Linked DNA regions of Homo sapiens: all the other regions are linked to region 1. Evidence: chromatin contacts called from ENCODE Hi-C data. All regions are on one chromosome and are shown on one strand. Each heading gives the region's core, a stretch centred on a gene start or an enhancer-like site at or near the end of the contact. The rest is flanking DNA. Distances are from core to core; before and after follow the strand shown.

Region 1 (5,419 bases), core at 737-3,236:
TAAAATGAAGATGAAGGGGGGGGTGGCCTGCCCCTCCACACCTGTGGGTCTTTCTCGTTGGGTGGGACGAGAGACTGAGAAAAGAAAGAGACACAGAGACAAAGTATAGAGAAAGAAAAGTGGGCCCAGGGGACCGGCGCTCAGCATACGGAAGACCCGCGCTGTGCGCTGGCACCGGTCTCTGAGCTCCCTCAGTATTTATTGATCATTATCTCCACCATCTCGGAGAGGGGGATGTGGCAGGACAATAGGGTAATAGTGGGGATAAGGTCAGCAGGAAAACACGTGAACAAATGTCTCTGTGTCATAAACAAGGTTAAGAAAAAGGTGCTGTGTTTTGATGTGCACAGACATAAACATCTCGACGCATTAAAGAGCAGTATTGCCGCCAGCATCTCACCTCCAGCCTTAAGGTGGTTTTCTCCTATCTCAGTAGATGGAAAATATAATCGGGTTTTACACCTAGACATTCCATTGCACAGGGACGAGCAGGAGACAGATGCCTTCCTGTTATCTCAACTGCAAAGAGGCCTTCCTCTTTTACATGCAAGAGAAAAACCCATATAACAAAGAGTCCTCTTTTTATGAAGACATTTTCCACCTTCAGTTGAATTAAGATGAAATTACACAGAAAAATCATTTGTTATATTTGTGCTATAAAATGTCATATGTAACATCTGATTTATGACTACAAAGATCAATACAATGGCTCATTTAACATGAGGAAAATTTAATTAATAATTCAGTACTAGAGCAAACAAGAAGTATAATTAAAGAAATACCATTAAAAAGACTTGTCAATTGAACAAAAAGCTGACTGTTTTCCTTAGGAATGGAGAAACTAAAATGAAACATTTGCATTGAAGGGACCTGCTGGCTTTATAATCACATCTGCTAACCAGTCTGCATCCTTGGCTCACAAAGATCCCCATGACTGCTAAAAAAATAAAAGCAATGCTTTCAAAAACATTTCCCCTTCATGTAACCTAGCATATTTCAGCAGTCCGTGTTCCCAAAACTTGTGGTTGAAAAAATCTCAACTTCATGCCTACATTTCCTGAAAAGAAGATCAGCCCAGGGGTGAATCAGTAACACATGAAGCTTGCTCTCCAGACACAAATAGAAATACACATCAGAAAAAAACACTGGCATAAAGATGACAGAAACCTCATCATGTTGAGTTGAGAAGTCAATCCTATTATTAGTTAACAGAGATTGAGCGTCCTTTGGCACTGGATGGTGCCAACACCATTGCTAGGTGCTGTAGAGAACATAGAATTAGGCAAAGTCTTGCCCAGGGGGTTCATAATCACATCAGACAAACCAGACACTAACACAGTCCAGCAGTCTGGAGTGGAGAGAGCTGAGCTTACATGGGGAACCTAAGGTCAATCTGTCCATGAGAATTCTCAGTTTCACTCCAACTCTCTTGTGTCAGAAAAATCTGGGGAAAAACCTTTGACATACTATCATGTGATTTCCATTTCAACGTCACCCAGGAAGCCTGTTTTGCAAAGGAGTACAGTTGAGTTTTCACTTGTCATGTAACCGGGTTCAGAATAAATTCAGTGAAACTATTGGCTTAGTTTATTAGAGAAGGAAGGAAAAACTCACAAGGCCAGAGTTATTAGGAGGAGAAGTAAAGTTATGTAGGTGAACATCCCACAGAGAAGCCTGGGGGCCAGACTTCTGCTGAGCCTGTATTACATACTGTATAGATGACCATTTGGTGGTGGGTCTATTCTTACCTCCACTCTGTCATGAAAAGTCAAGGTTACATAAACGATATTGACAAGTGAGCTGGGCTGCTTGGCACCAGGTAGTCTGAATTTGACTTGTCAGTTGTTAACAGAAGATTTCTGGATGTATCAGTAACCCAGCTATTAGAAACACTGGAACCCGTCTGATATTCATAACATGAAAAACAGGATGTTGCTGTTCACATGGGAGTCTGAGATTAAAAAGCAGTAGTATGCATGTGAAAACTCTTCTCAAGGTTGGGTTAGATCATTTCCTGTCCTCCTATAGCACTTTAGTACTCACCACCATCATAGAATTAATACTCTGTGTTAAGGTAATTGCCTATTTGTATCTCTCCTTAGCACTTAGACAGTACATGATACATGGCAGGTTCCAATACAAATTTATAATAAATAAATGCTGTAACGAATGTAAGCAAGCTGTAACTCTGCATACTCTTTGAATTTCTGAAAAGAATTCAAGTATGATAAGTTTCAAAAATCTTCACACAGTCCTCCAATATCCTAACTTTTTTTTTTTAAAGACAGCCCATGGGCCCCAGTTTTACATTTAAAATGTAGGATGTTTTTCATAGTTGGTTGGAATAACAAGAGTATCAATTTCCTCATCTAGTCCATAGTTCCATGTATACATAACCAGGTATGCATTGTATACATGGAATTCCTTCATGCTATTTTTTTTGTATATAACAGTGCCTATGTAATTTGAACTCAGAATAGTAACTGTTTGTGAATTTAAGAGCCATGTGGTATTTAAATAACAATTCTACTTCTTTAAAGTTCCTTCAAGATATTTTGCAGATTTTTAATAGAGAAAATGACTTTTAAGAAACCATGTGTGAAGGTAATATAGACAGACTAGCTTCCAGTAAGAGTAATGGATTCTTATCCAGACTGCCTCGGAGTCCATCAGCTGGTGACAGACAGAAGAGCAGAAGTGTGCCCCAAATGTCATGTAAACATGTTAGTTCTAACAACTAAGCCAAACCCAACATTGCTGAAGCTAAAGTGAATTAAAGGACCTGCCATACATATGTGGGTTATTCCCCCTCCCTGAGAAATAGGGCATGGGAAAAGTTTGGCTTTCTGAAAACATCAAAAATAGCTAGAAAGGAAATATTTCTTTAGTTCTCTAATGGGCTGAAAAGGTAGAGGTTTATAATTTAATCTTAAACCAGTCTCTCATATCTAATATTTTGGGAAAATGCTGTCTTGTGCTGGGTTGAAGACCCTTTTTAGAGATTTTTTCATTAATAAGCAAACAGATTGGTCTTTTTTAAGTGCAAGATCTTTACGCTTGGGTATGACTGTTTTCCTGGATTTAAAATAATTCCCATGTACTTTATTTCAGTTGTGTGGAGAAAAGTATATTTTACAGAAACACTCTTTTCTAGGAAATAAAATACCATGGAAGAATTATATAACTGGAACACAATTTCAAAAATCAACTTATCTAATCTACACGTTTAGACATTAGAAATCTTTGGTTGTGAAAGTTAATACCCAAGGTCATATGGCTTCTGAGTGGTGTTACTGGACAAGAACTTATGTCCAATGCTGTACTCCTTTCTTTAAAAATAATTATTCTTTGGGAGGCCAAGGCGTGTAGATCATGAGGTCAGGAGATTGAGACCATCCTGGCCAACATGGTGAAACCCCGTCTCTACTAAAATACAAAAAATTAGCCAGGCGTGGTGGCGCTCGACTGTAGTTTCAGTTACCCCAGAGGCTGAGGCAGGAGAATGGCATGAACCAGGGAGGCGGAGGTTGCAGTGAGCCGAGATCACACCTCTGCACTCCAGCCTGGCAAGACTGTCTCAAAAAAAAAAAAAAAATTGTTCTATTGTTTCTTAAACTTTTAATGTTGAGATAATTATAGATTCGTGTGTGGTTGTAACAAATGACACAGAGAAGTTCAATCTACCCTTTATCCAGTTTTCCCCAATGTTAACATCTCACAAAACTATACTGTAATATCACAATCAGAATACTGACATTGATACAATAGACATATAGAACATTTACATCACAACAGGGATTCCTCATGTTGCTTCTTACAGCCACACCCACTTCCCTCTTACCCCATTCAACTCCTTAATCCCTGAAAAGTAATTATAGTAATTTGTTCTTTATTTCTATTGTATTGTCATTTTAAAAATGTTATATGAATGGAGTCATACAGTATATAACCTTAGAAACTGATTTTTTTTCACTTGGTTTAATTTTCTGGAGATTCATTGAGACTGTCATGTGTATCAGCAATGTTCCCCCCACCTCCTTTTTTTTTCTTCTGAGTACTCTGTGCTATGATTGTATCACAGTTTGTTTAACCATTTACCTGTTGAGGGAACATCTAGGTTGTTTCCAGTTTTGGGTTAATATGAATATATTTGTGGTAAACATTCAGTAGAGGTTTTTTGTGTACATAAGTCTTTATTTCTTTGGGATAAATTCCCAAAAGGTTCCCAAAGGTATAACTTATGGGTTGTATGATAAGCACATTTTTAATTTTAGAAGAAACTGTCAAACTTTTTCGTAGTGGCTGGACAATTTTACATTCCCACCAGCAATACGTGAGTGATCTAGTTTCTCTATACCCTTGCCAGCATTTTGCATTGTCACTACTCTTATATTTTTATAATTCTAAGAGGCAGGTAGTGATATCTCATTGTGGCTTTAATTTGTATTTCCCTAATGACAAATGAAGTCGAATATTTTTCCATGTGATTATTTTCCATCTGTGTATCTTTGTATCTTCAGTGAATGGGTCTTTATACCCTTTGCCCATGTTCTAACTGGATTTTTTGGTTTGTTTGTTTATTTATTTATTACTGTTTAGTTTTGAGGGTTATTTATACATGTAGATATGGATCCTTTGTCAGATATGTGGCTTACACATATTTTCTCCCAGTCTCTAGTAGGTCTTTTCATCCTCTTTACAAGGTCTTTCACAGAACAAAAGTTTTGAACATTGGTGAGGTACAGTGTACCAGTGGTTTCCTTTATAAATTGTGATTTTGGTATCAAGTCTAAGAACTCTTTGTCTAGGTTTAGATTCCAAAGATTTCCTTCTATGTTTTTATATAATTCTTATAATTTTATGTTTTAATTTATGGCCATGATCTATTTTAAGTTTATTTTTATATAAGGTATGAGACTTAGGTTGAGGTTTATTTTCTTCCTAAAAATATCCAACTGCTCCGGGACTATTTTTTGAAAACACTGTCTTTCCTCCATTGAAATAGTTAGCACATTTAGCAAAAGTCAATTGGCCATATTTGTATGAGTCTATTTCTGGGTTTTCTATTCTGTTTCAATTTATCTATCTATCCTCTACATTACTCACAGTCATGATTATTATAGGTATAGAATATGTCTTAAAATTGGGTAGACCAATTCCTCTCATTTTATTTATCTTTTTCAACACTGCTGTAGCTATTCCAATTCTTTTGCCATTTCATATTCATATTTCATAATAATCTCTATTTTTACAAAAAAACTTGTTAGTGTTTTTATTTTTTATTTTTTTAATTTTAATTTTATTTTATCTTATTGTTTTCGAGATGGAGTCTCTATCGCCCAGGGTGGAGTGCAGTGGCGCGATCTCGGCTCACCGCAATCTCTGCTGCCTGGGTTCAAGCAATTCTCCCTCAGCCTCC
Region 2 (5,419 bases), core at 1,883-4,382, 880 kb after region 1:
AAATTGATGATTTAAACATTTTATATCATGATAGTTGAGATAACTCTGTTCTTTTTAGGAAGTGCCAGCAATGGAAAATTAGTCAGAATAGCATTTTGACATCTGTCTTATTTCATTTTCTGCTGCTATAACAGAATATCACAGATTAGGTAATTTATAAACCAAAGAAGTTTGTTTGGCTCATGGTTCTGGAAGCTGGGAAATCCAAGAGCATGGTGCTGGTATCTGCTGAGGGTCATCCCATGACTGAAGAGCAGAAGGTGGAAGGGCAAAAGAAAGGGAAACAGACAGCCAAAGTCCCATGATAACTAACCTATTCCCATAATAATGGCCTTAATTCATTCATAGGGTGGAGCCCCGACCCAATCACCTCCTAAAGGTCCCACCTCTCAACACTGTCACAGTGGCAATTAAATTTCAACATGAGTTTTGGCAGGGACACTTAAACCACAGCACTTCATCCCTGTTGCCCCAAAATTCATCTTATTCTTATGTGCAAAATACATTCATTCCATCTTGATAGCCCTCAAAGTCTTAACTCATTCTGGCATCAACTCAAAAGTCTCATCTAAATCAGACACTCAACCTACAATTTATCTTGAGGCTAATACTCTCCAGCTGTGAGCCTGTGAAATGAAAACAAGTAATCTACTTCCACGATACAATGGTGAGATCCGACACAATGGTGAGATAGGCATAGAATAGACATTTCCATTCCAAAAGAGAGAAGCAGGAAAGAAGGGGTAACTGGTCCCAAGCAAGTCCAAAACCCTTCAGGGAAAGCAACATTAAGTCTTAAATTTAGAGAATAGTCTCCTTTGGCTCCATGTCCTGCATCCGGGGCACACTGAGGTGGGAGTTGGGCTCCCAAGGCCTCTGACAGCCCTGTCCCTATGACTTTGCTGGGCTCAGTCCATGCTTTAGCTGTCCCAAGCTGGAGTTTCACACTGGTATCCTATAGTTCTGTAATCTTGGGGGTCACTACACTTCCACAGCTCCACCAGGCATTACACTTTGAAACCTAAATGGAGGCAGTCATGCCTCACAGCTCTTGCATTCTTCATGCTTACAGACTAAATACCACACGGGCATTGCCAAAGCTTATGGCGTGTACCTTCTGGAGCAGTGGGGCTGAGCCAAAACAGAGCAACAGCCTTTATAGAAGTTATCTTCTGATCAATTGTTTGACTTCATAATCCCACTCTCAGTCTCTCTCAAAAGTGCATAGTCACATAAGTTACTTATTATCTAATGTGGAATATAGGTTTGGAGTTTGTGGAAAGATTTATAATACCCTGGCAATAGCCGGTGGAACTCCTGACTATCACACAGTGATTAGAAATCACTATTTTTGGTCCAATACTAGGCATATTGGACCTGAATTCAGAAAAGTTTTCCATTTAAATAGAAAATCAATGTTACACCAAGAAAGGGCTGAAGTAAAGGATATTGCATCAGTTATTTCTCTACTCAAGTACAGCTGGAATGATCAAAAAAGTTAAAGGACAGTGGCAAGATTGCTCCTGATGACTGTAATAGACTCCCTGTCCCTCATAGTTACAGCATATCATAAACAAAAGACATTCAAGCAAAAGTATGAATATAAAAATTTAATATTTAACATTTTAAATGTTTTTCATTTTTATTTTAATCAATGGTGAGATTTTTCTAGCATGTTCAGTTTAGTTCAACAATGATGAGTGCTTGATATGGAAGAAGCCAAGCATATGGCTACAAAAAATGAAGATGTGGCTTCTTCTCTTCCCCCATCCCCAGGGTGGAGGGAGCTCTCTTCCTACCTGGTGGACAGACATGGCACCAGATGAGTCACTATGCAGGATGCAATAGTTGCTGTGCTAAGAGACATTATGGGAGAATAAAGGTCCTGCCTGCATGCTGAAATGTTCATCACCATTTTCAAATTTTAAATGCATAGCAGTTCTAAAACTGTTGCTTTTAAGGAATTGGGTACTTGTAAAGGAAACAGCGGGTCATCCTAGAAAGAAACAGATGATTACTAGGGGAGGTCTCAAGGCCAATGTAGGGATTATACTCACAGATCAGAAACACAGTAATTGAAAAACTAGAGGACCTACAACTCAGAAATGATGTTTTATAATAAATTTAGCTACTATTTTTATCTTGGGTACTTCATTGAAAGCCTAAACTAAATTTTAGCTTTTTTTATTACTACAAAATTAATGCATTTTTTTTTGGAAAATACAAGTAATAATAAATATAAAAATCACTTGTAACTTCACAAAGTTAACATTTTGCTGTATAGGGTTCCAGTATTTTTGCATTCATATATGAATAAAATAGTCACAAATAATGTGGTCATCCTATAGATATAGTTTTGTAGTCTGCTTTTTTCACTTAATTTCATTGGATTTATTATTAAGGTCTTTCCACTTCAGTATATGGTACAGTATTTTTAAAGGCTGCATAGTATTCCATTGTAAGAAAGTGCATGAATTTTAATTTACTCAGTCAATTTGGACATTTGGATTGTTTTCACTTTCCTGCTTTTATGAACAATGCTGCAATAAAAATACATGTGCATATGTCTTTTCACCTGGCCGTAATGATTTTTTAGGGCAAAATCTTGGAAGTGGAATTGCTTTTGATATAGGTTTCTAAATTTTTTCTACAAAGCTTAATCAATTTACACTCAATAAGCTTCCCTCACACCCGCAGACCCAATCCTGGTCAACCTTAGTATTTAATGTTTCACTCTTTGTCAGTTTAATAGGTAAAACCATATTTTGTTTTTTTTAATATTATGTATCATGCTAAATATAAATTTACAAACTTTTTGGCAGTATTCTTTTCTATGTTTGAATTATTATAGGAAAGACACATTGATTTGAAATCCTGAGGACTAAGTTATACAGTTCTGAATTGACTTTTACTCAATTCTTTACTGATTTTCCGATTTTTAAGCTATTTCTATTAACATACACAAGTCAGGTCTGAATTGCATAAACATCTTTTTTATTAGAAATAAGGTAGCCATTCTCATCTATCTTCAAGTGCTCTGAATCTGTATTTTTGCTTTAAACATGAAACCACAGGCCAAGTTTCGTTTCTCATTTACCACTTCTCCACCTGAGTTGTCAGTTTTGCTTTTGCTCTAACTCAAGGCCAAATGAAAGGGCATCTCATTAAATCACTGTGCTGGGCAAGGTTCATGTAAAGTTATCTACTTTGCTTTGCATACTTTTTTTTAGTTTGTCATTTGGAAATAAATTTAAACCTAATACTGTTCAAGATGTGTTCTTGTGTTTAAAATAATGAGTCTATACGTTTAAAGTCTTAAAGATTTTTAAGACTCGAGAGTCTTAACATCTATAAAGACAATGATAGCATTTTCATTTGAGGATGCTAATGTGAACACTTTAAGGAAATGTAACAATGTTTAGGAAATAACCATATCAAAATGACAATTACATAAGTGACTTGTATATGGACTAAGTATGGGCTTCTCCTAAACATTGGAAAAGACCAAGGAAAGTTATTTGACTTGTAATTTTCATTGCATATACCGGGCTCTTCTTGGGTGTCACTATTTCATTCTTTGATTAAAAAAAATAAACAACTATGTGGATTCTAAACTCCATGAAAAACAAGTTCTGCTTCTACCTTTTTAACTCCTATAGAGTCGAATAAAGTGATATACATATATCACTATATATATTTATTGTGAACAAATACAAATATATATATATATATATTTGTTCAACCTTTTTTTTTTTTTTGAGATGGAATTTCGCTCTTGTTGCCCAGGCTGGAGTGCGATGGTGTGATCTCAGCTCACTGCAACCTCCACCTCCCGGCTTCAAGCAATTCTCCTGCCTCAGCCTCCCGAGTAGCTGGGATTACAGGCATTTGGCACCATGCCCAGCTAATTTTGTATTTTTAGTAGAGACAGGGGGTTTCTCCTTGTTGGTCAGGCTGATCTGGAACTCGTGGCCTCAGGTGATCCACCTGCCTTGGCCTCCCAAAATGCTGGGATTATAGGCGTGAGCCATCACGCCCCGCCTCAACTTTTTTTTTTTTTTTTTTTACGTAGAGATGGGGTCTCACTATGTTGACCAGGCTGGTCTCAAACTCTTAGCCTCGAGTGATCCTCCCATCTCGGCCTCCCAAAGTACTGGGATTACAGGCCTGAGCCACTATGTCCAGCCATGTTCAACTCTTTAGTAGAAATTTCAATCCATTTATATGCTTTTTGTAATTGCTGATATATTTATGCATACATATGCCATTTTATTTTGTGTTCTTTATTTACTATGCTTTTTCTTTGCTTTATTTTCTCCTTTCTTGTATTCTGTATTTTGTTAGTGGATAAAATAGTTAAATTCATCTCAAGTACTTCAGTCTGAATATTAACAGCAACATTCAACAGATGCTTTTCAGCTGCAACTGTATACAGTATGTTTGTGTGTTTGTGTATGTGTATAAGAGAAAGAAAGAGGCTGGGTGCAGTGGCTCATGCCTGTAATCCCAGAACTTTGGGAGGCCAAGGTGGGCGGATCACTTGAGGTCAGGAGTTTGAGACCAGCCTGGCCAAAATGGTGAAACTCCATATCTGCTAAAAATACCAAAAAAAAAAAAAAAAAAAAAGGAGCCTAGCATAGTGGCGCATGCCTGTAATCCAGCTACTCGGGAGGCTGAGGCAGGAGAATCACTTGAATCCTGGAGGCGGAGGTTGCAGTGAGTCAAGATCGTGCCTCTGCACTCCAACCTGGATGACAGAATGAGTGAGACTCCATCTCAAAAAAAAAAAAAAAAAAAAAAAAAGAGAAAAAAGATATTTTGTGAATGTGTAACTGCAATATGCCTGTTTTAGAATCCACCAGTTACAATAAAAAGATTTAACAATTTTTATGGTTGTCATAGTGTATTGTGTACGATAGACATTTTGCATTCACAGTTTGATGTTTGAGATTTTGACTGAAACTCCACAGTTGTATGACATAAAAAGCAGACATTTAAACCACTGACCTATGAGGTGATGCGGAATGAGTCACTTAACTAGTGAGTCAGGCCAAACACTTAGGATAGATATCTCCTTTCAACTTTTCTTTTTATACATTTTGCAATAGCTCTGAAAACATTACATTTTATTCAATTTGTATGAAGTAGATTATATGCTATATTGGAGTTGGCAAATTTAGGGATTTGTGAAGGTTTTACAATGGATGGTTATGAAATACAAAGGGTCTATATATACTCTGTAAGGAAAAGAGCAGTATTGCTTGCTGAAGACTTTGCCACAGATTTTTTTAAATTAAAAATAAAGTCTCCAGTCATATGTAATTTTTGATGCATAAAATTTTAATTTCTGAATAAACATCACAATAGTAGTTTATATCTCCTGTTTTGTATATAATTAAGAGCAAACAAAAGAGTGCAT
Region 3 (5,419 bases), core at 2,127-4,626, 850 kb after region 1:
GGCATACTAACACAAAATCCATTTTCTCTGATTTGTAAACCTTTTTTTTTTAAATGAAGAGTTTTTGCTGCTTGCTTATATCTCTGTGGTTTGATGTTTTAGCCTCTTGATTAATCTCAATACTTTCTATCCTATGACTAAACTACTTTCCCTTGCATACACCCTTGGATTTCTACTGCACATCTTTTAAATTTTATGTCATTTATCATCTATATCTCTTCATCATTTTTTCTTAGATTTGTGTAATTCATGTCTCTTCTTTATTTGTAGAGAATCTAAATCTAGTCTTACATAATTGCTCCAGATGATAATAATCTATTTATTTATACTTCTAATTTGTCCCAGAAAGGACTTAAGGTGACATATATAATAATGCATAAAATATAGTGAGATGAATTCAATTGAAAATAAGAAAAGTTGACAAAGGGAAACTAATGGTGGGAAATTAAGATGAGGCCAAGAGCAAGGTCAGTGTTCAAATGCCTGCCTAATAGAGCCGCAGTTTGGCTTCCTGCTATATCCCTGTTTTTTGTTCACCAGCTTCATATCCCTCCCTATGTAGCTTGATGACCACAGCCTGCTTGTGATAGTTAGGGTTTTCCAGAGAAACAGAACCAATAGGATGCATGTGTGTATGTCTGTATATAGCTTTATTTAAGGAATTGGTGAATATAGAGACTGGCAAGTCCCAAATCTGCAGTTCATGCCTGCTGCCAGAATTCTCTCTTGCTCAGGAAGGTCAGTCTTTTGTTCTATTTAGAACATCCACTGACTGGATGAGGCCCACCCACTTTATAAAGGGCAAACTGCTTTCCTCAAAGTCCACTTATTTAAATGTTAGTCTCACCCAAAACACTCTTACAGAAACATCCAGAATAACGTTTGACCACATATCTGGGCACTATGGCCCCACCATGTTGACATAAAATTAATCACCATGCCACTAAAACCTGCAACTTGCCTTTAACCTCCACCTTGTCTTTCTTTTCCTTCCTACATGCACCCTTTCCATTTTCTCTAATTCCTGAAGCTTCAGTTATACTTCACTTTACTCCTTTTTTCTCACGCCTTCCGCTAAAGACACAGGATTCCCAAGGGGTCGTTAGGCCACGGGTTCCTATTTCCTGGGTTGGGTGAAATTCTTCTCCCTTCTGGTTGTTAACTACCGCTTTCAAATAAGTTCCTGGTCCATCTTGAGTGTCCCGCTTACATCTCCCCTAATGGCCCTTCCCCACCCTCTCCCTGTGCCCTACCCCTGGCTCTTTGTAAAAACTCCTTACATTGTTACAGGCCCATCGTGAACCATTTCTGCTAAAGGACTTTACGGTAGGAATTACCTTTGCTACATTAGGCCACGTTTTCTGGGTGCTGATGCAGCTGTATACAGGGTTACGTGAGTGCTTGTTTGAGTGTGTGTTATTGTCGTGAGAGTGGAGCAATAAAGACAGTCCCTGGGAAAAGTTTCCCAGGACCCAGTGGTCCAGTGTGTCTCTGCTACTAGAGGAAGAATGTGGTCCGCCACTCTACTTCTTGTTCCCTGAAGCCCAGACCACAGAGAGGGGTTGTGGGAATCAGTCTCTGCCTGGCAGGTTTTTGAAGCTTGTGAGGGGAAATAACTCTCTAGCTTTCTTTCAGATAGAAGAAAAAAAAAAAAAACAAAAATGAAATAAAAGTAAGACAAGTGGCTGTAACACAAAAAAACTTTATAGACAGAGATTCAAATATAAATCTGAATTGTTCACCCTTTTACTTTATAACCAGGCACCAGAGGACCCGTGAATGCATAATGATCATTTCTGAAATCTTTGGTAGTATTCCCATACAACCTGAGCCCATATTTCAGACCGGTCATAGCTGTGTGATTTAGGGGACGTCACACAGACTCTACTCTTAACTCCTCTGTAAAAGAGAATGAGTAATGTGTACCTCCAAAAATTACTGTGGGAAGTCAATAAAATAACATATGGGAAAGAGTTTTACAAGCTTTTAAGTGTTATGTGGACATTAGGTATTCAGGAAATCAGTTAAAGCCGCACTGAAGACATTAAAACAAACAATCAGATATTTGATACATAGAAAGCTGGGCAAATGACTGTTCAGCACTTTAAAGGTAGGAAGAAGAGGAGACTAGATCAGTCAGAGAGAAAGAGTTTAGTCATTTTCATATCATGATTCTTCCCTTCCCAGTGGAAAGTATATATGAGCATGTATGTTTATGTAATATAGATAGATGTGGCAGTAAATTGCCTTTCACTTTCTCTAGTCAAAATCAAAAATAATAATTTTTAAGCTAGGAAAATTCAGTAATTTGATGAGGGAATTTGGCTGGAAAAGTGAAAAACAATTCAAGGATAGGTATTTATAAATATATCAGAATATTATACATGTATTTTTGTATGCACATGTGTTTTATTTAGGAAGGAAATAACATGTTAACTTTTGCGTATCTTAATTTTTTATTCAGCATTGACTTCCCACCTGTTGTTTAACTTTTTCATTCTTTGTTTTTTTTTTTTTTTTTCCGTTGTGGTCAAGTGCGTATCGAAGACCACCTTAGCTTAGCTGAGAACGTTGTACTTGTGAAGCATTTGAATGTGGGCCACATCAAAGGTGAACAAAATAATTCATTTCCTGGCCCTGCTCAAGTATCCTCACCCTGAGAGTCTGCCCCTGTGGGCCACAACACTGCCACCCATAACAGTCACACCTCTCTTTAAACCCAGGTATATTTGGTATCTGTAACTCTCACCTGACTCTCACATAACAGTCAAATTATTTATCTCTTTGTAAACTTAAATTTACATTTATATGCTCCATCTCTCTTCACACCAGCTAGTGCTAATACCCAACACTGAGGGTGCCAGACAGTGTTCTAACATTACTTAAGTTAACTTAGTCAATATCTGAAATAACCCCGAGGAAGTTATTCTCATTGCATGCCTGAGAAAATTGAGGTGTGGAGGGTTGAAGTTTTTGCTCACCCCCACAGAGCCAAGTGCTGAGCAAAAGGTAGTCTGGGCTGGGTGCCGTGGCTCACACCTGCAATCCCAACACTTTGGGAGGCCAAGGCAGGCAGATCACTTGCGACCAGGAGTTTGAGACCAGCCTGGCCAACATGGTGAAACCCTGTTTAGTCTCTGCTAAAAATACAAAAGTTAGCCAGGTGTGGTGGCATGTGCCTGTAATCCCAGCTACTTGGGAGGCTGAGGCACGAGAATCACTTGAGCCTGGGAGGTGGAGGTTGCAGTGAGCTGAGATCACACAACTGCACTCCAGCCCGGGCGACAGAGAGGGACCCTGCCACAAAAAAAAAAAAAAAAAAAAAAAAAAAATAGTCTGGCCTCTGACATCACTCTCACCCAGAATTATGAAAGCTCAATAGGAATCAATACCTTGTCTCACAGTTTAGGTGCCTCCAGCCCCTAACCATTATTTGCATTCAAGAAAGGAACTGTAAATGTCTTATGGTTGTTACTCTTTGAAAACAAATCCTATAGTTATGGAAACAAACAAATAAAAAATGCTAGAGAACTTGTATTCTCCTAATACCATCTTTGATTAAGCTTTTACTGAGTTCAGAATTAAGGAATGTTAATGATACGAAAGCTTTTATAGCACTGATTTTTTTCAAAGTACCAACCTGTGGTTTGGTGACACAACTATAGAAACATGGATAGAAACTCCCTATTATGCAACAAACCACTTCCTGCATCTGTTTATTCATTTATTTGCAGTGTTTTAGCTAAACTCTTATCCACTTGTAGGGTCATATACTTGCAACTGTATCACTATATGTAGCATAAATATCACAAACTGCTGAAGAACATGGACTTGGTAGCTAGATTTTGAGGTTAGAATTCAATGTAATTCTGTATAAATAATACATACCTCAATAGGACAGTAGAAAAGATGACCTATGTTAACAAATGTAAAGCAATTAAAACAGTGCCAAGCACATAGTAAGTGCTTTATACATGTTTACTATTACTATTAAAACTCCAAAATTTCAGGAAATATACTTAGTTCAGCCTTCTGTAATCAGAAGTTTTGACTCAATTTAACCTGAGAGATAACAAAGTGAATGCCAGGCACGGTGGCTCACACCTGTAATCCCAGCACTTTGGGAGGCCGAGGCAGATGGATCATCTGAGGTCAGGAGTTTGAGACCAGGCTGGCCAACATGGTGAAACCCCATCTCTGCTAAAAATACAAAAATTAGCTGCGCTTGGTGGCACATGCCTGTCCCAGCTACTCAGGAGGCTGAGGCAAGAGAATCACTTGAACCTGGGAGGCAGAAGTTGCAGTGAGCAAAGATTGTGCCACTGCACTCCAGCCTGGGCGACAGAGCGAGACTCCACCTCAAGAAAAAAAAAAAGAAAGAAAGAAAAGAAGGAGGGAAAGAAAGAAAGAAAAAGAAGGAAAGAAAGAAAGAAAAGTGAAGCCTCTTTTCAGAGAACATCAGATCTTAGTTTTGGAAGGAAATCCAATTGTATGCTGCTCACACTTCTAATATACCTAAGAGGTAATAATAGTGATTCTGCTTGAACATTTCCAGTGATGGAGAACTTAACTACCCCTCAGAAAATTTCATTTTATAATTGGATAATTTAGTTATGAATAAACTTATATTTTATATTGAACAGAAATCTACCTTTCCGTAAATTCCACCTACTGGTTCCAGTGGTTAAATAGCAAAGCAGTGGTTTTTAAATTGTCTTGTGCAGAAATGTTTCAGAAGTTCTTAAAATGTTTGATCAAAATTTCATTTTTTTAAAAAGACATTTTTGAATCATTTGTTAAAACTGAAAAATTTAAAGGATGTGTAATATCCTTGGGAAGATTGCCTAACTTCTCCAATTCTCATCTTTTTCATCTACAAAATGAGTATAATTAGTAGATGAAAAATAAGTCTTCAATAAATGTTAACTGCATCTGTATAATTCTTATATTATTTGCATTTTGATACCAGCTATTAGAAGGCTTCCTTTAAAGCTCTGTGACTCAGAGGTCTTGTGGTTTCTCGCTGCAGACAATTCTCAGCTATCCTTTTCCTCAACTCAGTGGAGGATTTCTTTTGAGGGTTCAAACCCCCAACTTGGCCTTGTAATCAACTGAGCACAGGCTGACCTGGGTCTCCATCACTTCAAGGTAATCCACCAAGAGTGCTCACTCAACTCCCAGCCGCTACAGTTCCTGAAAATCTTCTAAGACAGGTGTTCAGATGCCCTGGCCTTGCTGTAATAGTAGTGGATGCTTTGGAAATCCACTGGAGCTGAGTTTTGCTAACACCAAGGTGCTGAGAGGTTTTCCACTGTGGTGTGATCCTGTGTAACTGCTGCCGACTGCATACCCTGCCATCCCTGCAGATTCTCAGCTTCCTGATTCTCTGATGGACCCTATGGCTTCAGAATAGGGAGAA
Region 4 (5,419 bases), core at 903-3,402, 810 kb after region 1:
AGCCTCCCTTTTTCTAAGCCTTTAGTGTGTTTCTTCATAATGTTAGAAAAGTATTATTTTCCTTTTTAAAAAGACTTTATTTTTTACAGAAGTGTTTAGGTCCACAGAAATACTGAGCAGAAAGTACAGTTCCCCCATTGTCCCTCTTCTACCTGCTCCACAAACAGCCAGGAAGAGTCCATGTTGCAGTTGAAATGTGAAGACCACCTGCTGACAGAATTCCCTTTTGTTTGGGGGAAGTCAGTTGTTTCTTCTATTAAGGCCTTCCACTAATTGTACGAACCCAACCCACATTATGGAAGACAATCTGCTTTATTCAAAATCCACCAATTTAAATGTTGATCTCATCCACAAACACCCTTTTGGAAATATCCAGAATAACATTTGACCAACTATCCAGACACTGTGGCCTAGAAGGGTTGATACAGAAAATTAACCATCACAAGCTCACTCCTTGTCACCTTGGCACTCATACCCATCTCCTAAACCATATTTAAATCTTCAAATAAGGACAATAATAAGGTTATACCTCTACCTAACATGAGGTATGGAATTATGTGGGTACAACTGAAAATGCACCAATCCTTTCCCCAGAAGAAGATGCAAAGTCTTTGGCTGATATTTACTCTTCTTGATGTCCTGTAACTTACACACTGTGATGCAACATTAATAATACTTAAATTCTATGATATAAAGTCAATATATCTTATGTTACATGTTAAGGTGATAAGAAAGGAAAAATATTTGCTTTGTACACACACATACAAATGTATTTATAACAAAAATGAGCAAATATGACAATTATAGTTCTGATTTTGGTAACTGGTCATGTGGTCATAGCTGGTATTTGTAACTACCTACCTTCTTCCACTCTACCTCCAATATTCCCTTTGCCTCAGCAAGTCCCTCAGTTGGCTGTGGTTCTTTACCTGGTGAGGTGACATGAACCTTTGAAGGATTTAATGTTATTTGATTAGATTGAAAATGACATATTCAAATTTTTTTCTAGCATATAGAATTTATTTTTATGTATTGACTCTGCATCCAATATCTTAGCAAATGCATCTATTAATTAAAAAATTATCTCTCCTTTTTTTGGAAGTTTTACATGTATAGCCATGTTATCTGTGAATACTGACAGTTTTAATTCTTCTTTTCCTGATCTTATAATTTTTATGTCATTATCTTGCTTTATTGCACTAGCTAGAACTTCTAATAGAGTGCTGGATAAAAGTGGTGAGAACAGGTACTTGTCTTGTTCATGATATTGAAGAAAAACTTTTAATATTTTCACATGAAGTATAATGTTTGTTGTATGTATTTAGAACTATTTTTTTAAATCAAATTTGGAAGTTCTAACCTATCCCTACTTTGCTAGGAGTTTTTTAAATTGTATTTTATTTTAACATAATTGTGATTAACATGTAGTTGTAAGAAATAATGCAGAGAAATCCTATGTTTTCTTTACCAGTTCCTTTCAATTATAATATATTTAAAAATGATGGTACCAAAAAAATGGCAGATAGGAGGCAGGACTAACTTGCAGTTCCCACTTGGATGGACAGAGCAGCATGTGGAGACTCACACTGCGAACTTTTGCTCTAAGAACTACCACAGGAATGTATCAGGAGTGCCGAGAGAATCCACAGACTCTGTAAAGGAAGTGGATTGGCGCTGCAGGTTCCGTGAGACAGCTGAAAAACTGTGAGTGCCCAAAGTGTGAAAGTGTGAAAGGGGGATCATCTGCTCTGCCCCCAAACACACATCCTCACTGGGGAACCTGAAGGCCCAAATCATGGGAGAAGTATTTGACCTTACCTGGAGCTGAGACAAATTTAGAGAGCCAGTGAAATACAGGGGTCTCTACTTCTAAGCAACAGGAAGAGCACTGTGGGCACTCTCGGTCCCCAGGAAAGCCATTTCTGACTTTGCTCACAGGGGTCCTTAGGGAGGGCTGCCTGTGAAATTGGGGAAAGACCACAGGGAGAAGGAAACTTTCAGCTGAGCTTTGTAACAATTTCAACCCAATGTGAAGTTTTTGGGACGGAACCCGGAGAAAGGGAGGAACTGAGAGTGCGGACTCAGCACAGAAGCTGTGGCAGGCGGGGAGGCATGAAACCTGAAAGCCCTGCTTTCGTTCTCAGTGGAGGGGCTTGCAGCCTGGGACAAGTTCTCAGCCCTGCTCACTGGCCGCCTGGCTATAAACTTGGTGCTGTTGTGGGGGCAGGGTGGGAGTGAGACTGGCCTTTCTGGCTGTGTGGGAACTTGGTAAGGCCTGTAACCACTAGCTTTCCCCCACTTCCCTGGTGAACTGCATGACACAGCACAGACAGCCATAATTGCCCTGGGAACATAACTCCATTGGACTGAGAACCACACCCTCATCCCCTACAGCAGCTGCAGCAAGCCCTGCCCAAGGAGAGTCTGAGCTCAGACACCCCTAACCCTGCCCCAACCTGATGGTCTTTCTCAACCCACCCTGGTAGCCAGAGATAAAGAACATAATCTGTCCGGAGCTCTACGGCCCCACCCACCACCTGAGAAACCCAAATTCTTATCCAGGTGTCACTAGGGAAAGCCTGTATCCTCCTTCCCTATACTACCTACAGCTGATGCTCTCTTGTAAGCGCCACCTCCTGGCTGGAGGCCAACCAACACAAAACTTATCCAGACAACCCTAGGGCAAACTTGTATCCTCCCTATACTATTGCTGTTGAAAGACCTGAAGACAGATCACATCACAGCACCCTTTGCCAACACTCCCTAGTACCAGCCCAGAACTCGGAAGCTCCACTAGGTGGCCAGACCCAGAAGAGAAATAACAATCACTGCCGTTAAGCTCTCAGGAAGCCCCATCCCTAGGGGAAGGGGGAACAGCACCACATCAAGGGAACACCCTGTGGGACAAAAGAATCTTAAAGCAGCCCTTGAGCCCCAGATCTACCCTCTGACATAGTCTACCCAAATAAGAAAGAACCAGAAAAACAATTCTGGTAACATGACAAAACAAGGTTTTTTTTTTTTTTTTTTTTTTTTTTTTTTTTAAATCACCCCCAGAAGATCATACCAGCTCACCAGCAATGGATCCAAACCAAGAAGAAATCTCTGAATTGCCAGGAAAAGAATTCAGAAGGTCGATTTATTTTATTATTTTATTTTATTTTATTGAGACAGTGTCTCACTGTGTCCCCCAGGATGGAGTGCAGTGGTGCAATCTTGGTTCACTTCAACCTTTGCCTCCCGGCTTCAAGTGATTATCCTGCCTCAGCCTCCTGAGTAGCTGGGACTACAGGCACACGCAACAACACCCGGCTAATTATTGTATTTTTATTAGAGATAGGGTTTTGCCATGTTGGCCAGGCTGGTCTCAAACTCCTGACCTCAGATGATCTGCCCGCCTTGGCCTCCCAAAGTGCTGGGATTACAGGCATGAGCAACCATGCCTGGCCCAGAAGGTCGATTATTAAGCTACTTAAGGAGGCACCAGAGAAAGGTGAATATCAACTTAAAGAAATCTTAAAAATGTTACAGGACATGGATGGAAAAATTTCCAGAGAAGTAGATGGCATAAATAAAAAAAATCTCAACTTCTGGAAATGAAGAACACACTTAGAAAAATGCAAAATACACTGGAAATTCTCAGCAATAAAATTGAACAAGTAGAAGAAAACAGTTCAGAGCTGGAAGACAAGGCTCTTGAATCAACCCACTCCAACAAAGACAAAGAAAAAATAATTTAAAAAATGAACAAAGCATCCAAGAAGTTTGAGATTATGTTAAATGAACAAACCTGAGAATAATTGGTGTTCCCAAAAAAGGAGAGATATCTAAAAGTTTGGAAAACTTATTTTAGGGAATATTTGAGGAAAACTTCCCTGGCCTTGCTAGAGATCTAGACATCCAAATACAAGAAGCTCAAAGAACACCTGGGAAATTCATTGCAAAAAGATCATCACCTAGGCACATAGTCATCAGGTTATCTAAAATCAAGACAAAGAAAATAATCTTAAGAGCTGTCAGGCAAAACCAGTAGGTAGCCTATAAAGGAAAACCTGTCAGCTTAATGGCTAATTTCTTTGCAGAAACCCTACAAATTAGAAGGGATTGGGGTCCTATTTTTAGCCTCCTTAAACAAAACAATTATCAGCCAAGAATTTTGTATCCAGAAAAACTAATCTTTATAAATGAATAAACAAATGCTGAGAGAATTCATCACTACCAAGCCAGCACTACAAGAACTGCTAAAAGGAGCTCTAAATCTTGAAACAAATCCTTGAAATACACCAAAATAGAACCTCCTTAAAGCATAAATCTTACAGGACCTATAAAACAAAAACACAATAAAACAACAACAGCAGCAACAAGTTATTCAGGCAACAGATAACACAATGAATAGAATAGTACCTCACATCTCATTACTAACGTTGAACGTATTAATAAATGGCCTAAATGCTCCACTTGAAAGATACAGAATGGCAGAATGGGTAAGAATTCACCAACCAAGTATCTGCCATCTTCAAGAGGCTTATCTAACACATAAGGACTCACATAAACTTAAGGTAAAGGGATGGAAAAAGACATTCCATGCAAATGGACACCAAAAGCAAGCAGGAGTAGCCATTCTTACATCAGACAAAACAAACTTTTAAGCAACAGCAGTCAAAAAAGACAAAGAAGGACATTATATAATGATAAAAGGACTAGTCCAACAGGAAAATATCACAATCCTAAATATATATGCACCAAACACTGGAGCTCCCAAATTTATAAAACAATTACTACTAGACCTAAGAAATGAGATAGCAACACAATAATAGTGGGGGGCTCCAATACTCCATTGACAGCACCAGACAGGTCATCAAGACAGAAAGTCAACAAAGAAACGATGGACTTAAACTATACCATAAAACAAATGGACTTAACAGATATTTAGATATTTTAAATGGGTGAATTGTGTAGTACGTGAATTACATCTTCATAAAATTATTAATAAATCTGTTATGTGTAAAAATCAAAAGTAACTTATAAACTGCATTAATTGTAAGTACAAAAGGAGTTCAAAGAAAGTGAGACTTGTAGTGTCAAAAAAAAAGCAAACATTCATGCTGTTTTTAGTAATCCCTTTCTTCTTTTGATGAAAATGAGTTGTTTTTCATATTTGCATCTATCCTTTTTGTGTTTTTAGAGAAAAGCATAACATTTAGATGATTTCATATTTTGAACATTGAGTCATATGATTATAAGGTTTTAAAAATCAGACTCTCAAGAGCAAATTAAATTTCAAGGAAAATTATTTGCTTTATTTTTTTAAATGGAATTAGAAAATGACTTCTTGATACTCCTCTGATCAGAAGCCTGATAATGAACATTGATAGAGTTATTGGCTGCTTCTGTGGCAGAATTTTTGAAAAATGTAATG

Evidence for each region. Hi-C counts contacts between places; a loop is a spot of excess contacts on that map. Pooled maps may share reads with other maps.
Region 2: a loop to region 1 is called in a map with no recorded cell type, with 9 times the contacts of the local background. The contact joins two enhancer-like sites. A Hi-C loop is called at or near these places in 1 of 168 maps with a recorded cell type or tissue (GM12878), 7 of 37 single-sample maps with no recorded cell type and 4 of 50 pooled maps.
Region 3: a map with no recorded cell type shows a loop between it and region 1 (24-fold over the local background). The contact joins two enhancer-like sites. A Hi-C loop is called at or near these places in 1 of 168 maps with a recorded cell type or tissue (GM12878), 8 of 37 single-sample maps with no recorded cell type and 4 of 50 pooled maps.
Region 4: a loop to region 1 is called in a pooled map, with 26 times the contacts of the local background. The contact joins two enhancer-like sites. A Hi-C loop is called at or near these places in 3 of 37 single-sample maps with no recorded cell type and 2 of 50 pooled maps.

The regions. Positions count from the first base shown.
Region 1 is chr3:99,414,883-99,420,301 of GRCh38, reverse strand. No RefSeq gene overlaps it. Among named protein-coding and RNA genes, the nearest start is that of COL8A1, 220 kb to the left of the region's middle. RefSeq lists an enhancer at 1,437-1,576. Within about 2 kb of position 1,986, at least 3 of the 41 ENCODE cell types and tissues checked have a DNase peak (open chromatin) inside an H3K27ac peak, as active enhancers do; they include GM12878, where a contact is called at or near this core.
Region 2 is chr3:98,538,289-98,543,707 of GRCh38, reverse strand. No RefSeq gene overlaps it. Among named protein-coding and RNA genes, the nearest start is that of GPR15, 9.0 kb to the right of the region's middle. Within about 2 kb of position 3,132, at least 3 of the 41 ENCODE cell types and tissues checked have a DNase peak (open chromatin) inside an H3K27ac peak, as active enhancers do; they include GM12878, where a contact is called at or near this core.
Region 3 is chr3:98,562,053-98,567,471 of GRCh38, reverse strand. No RefSeq gene overlaps it. Among named protein-coding and RNA genes, the nearest start is that of CPOX, 29 kb to the left of the region's middle. RefSeq lists a silencer at 4,037-4,096 and an enhancer at 5,151-5,200. Within about 2 kb of position 3,376, at least 10 of the 41 ENCODE cell types and tissues checked have a DNase peak (open chromatin) inside an H3K27ac peak, as active enhancers do; they include GM12878, where a contact is called at or near this core.
Region 4 is chr3:98,610,038-98,615,456 of GRCh38, reverse strand. No RefSeq gene overlaps it. Among named protein-coding and RNA genes, the nearest start is that of CPOX, 19 kb to the right of the region's middle. RefSeq lists enhancers at 1,878-2,027, 2,338-2,407. Within about 2 kb of position 2,152, at least 3 of the 41 ENCODE cell types and tissues checked have a DNase peak (open chromatin) inside an H3K27ac peak, as active enhancers do.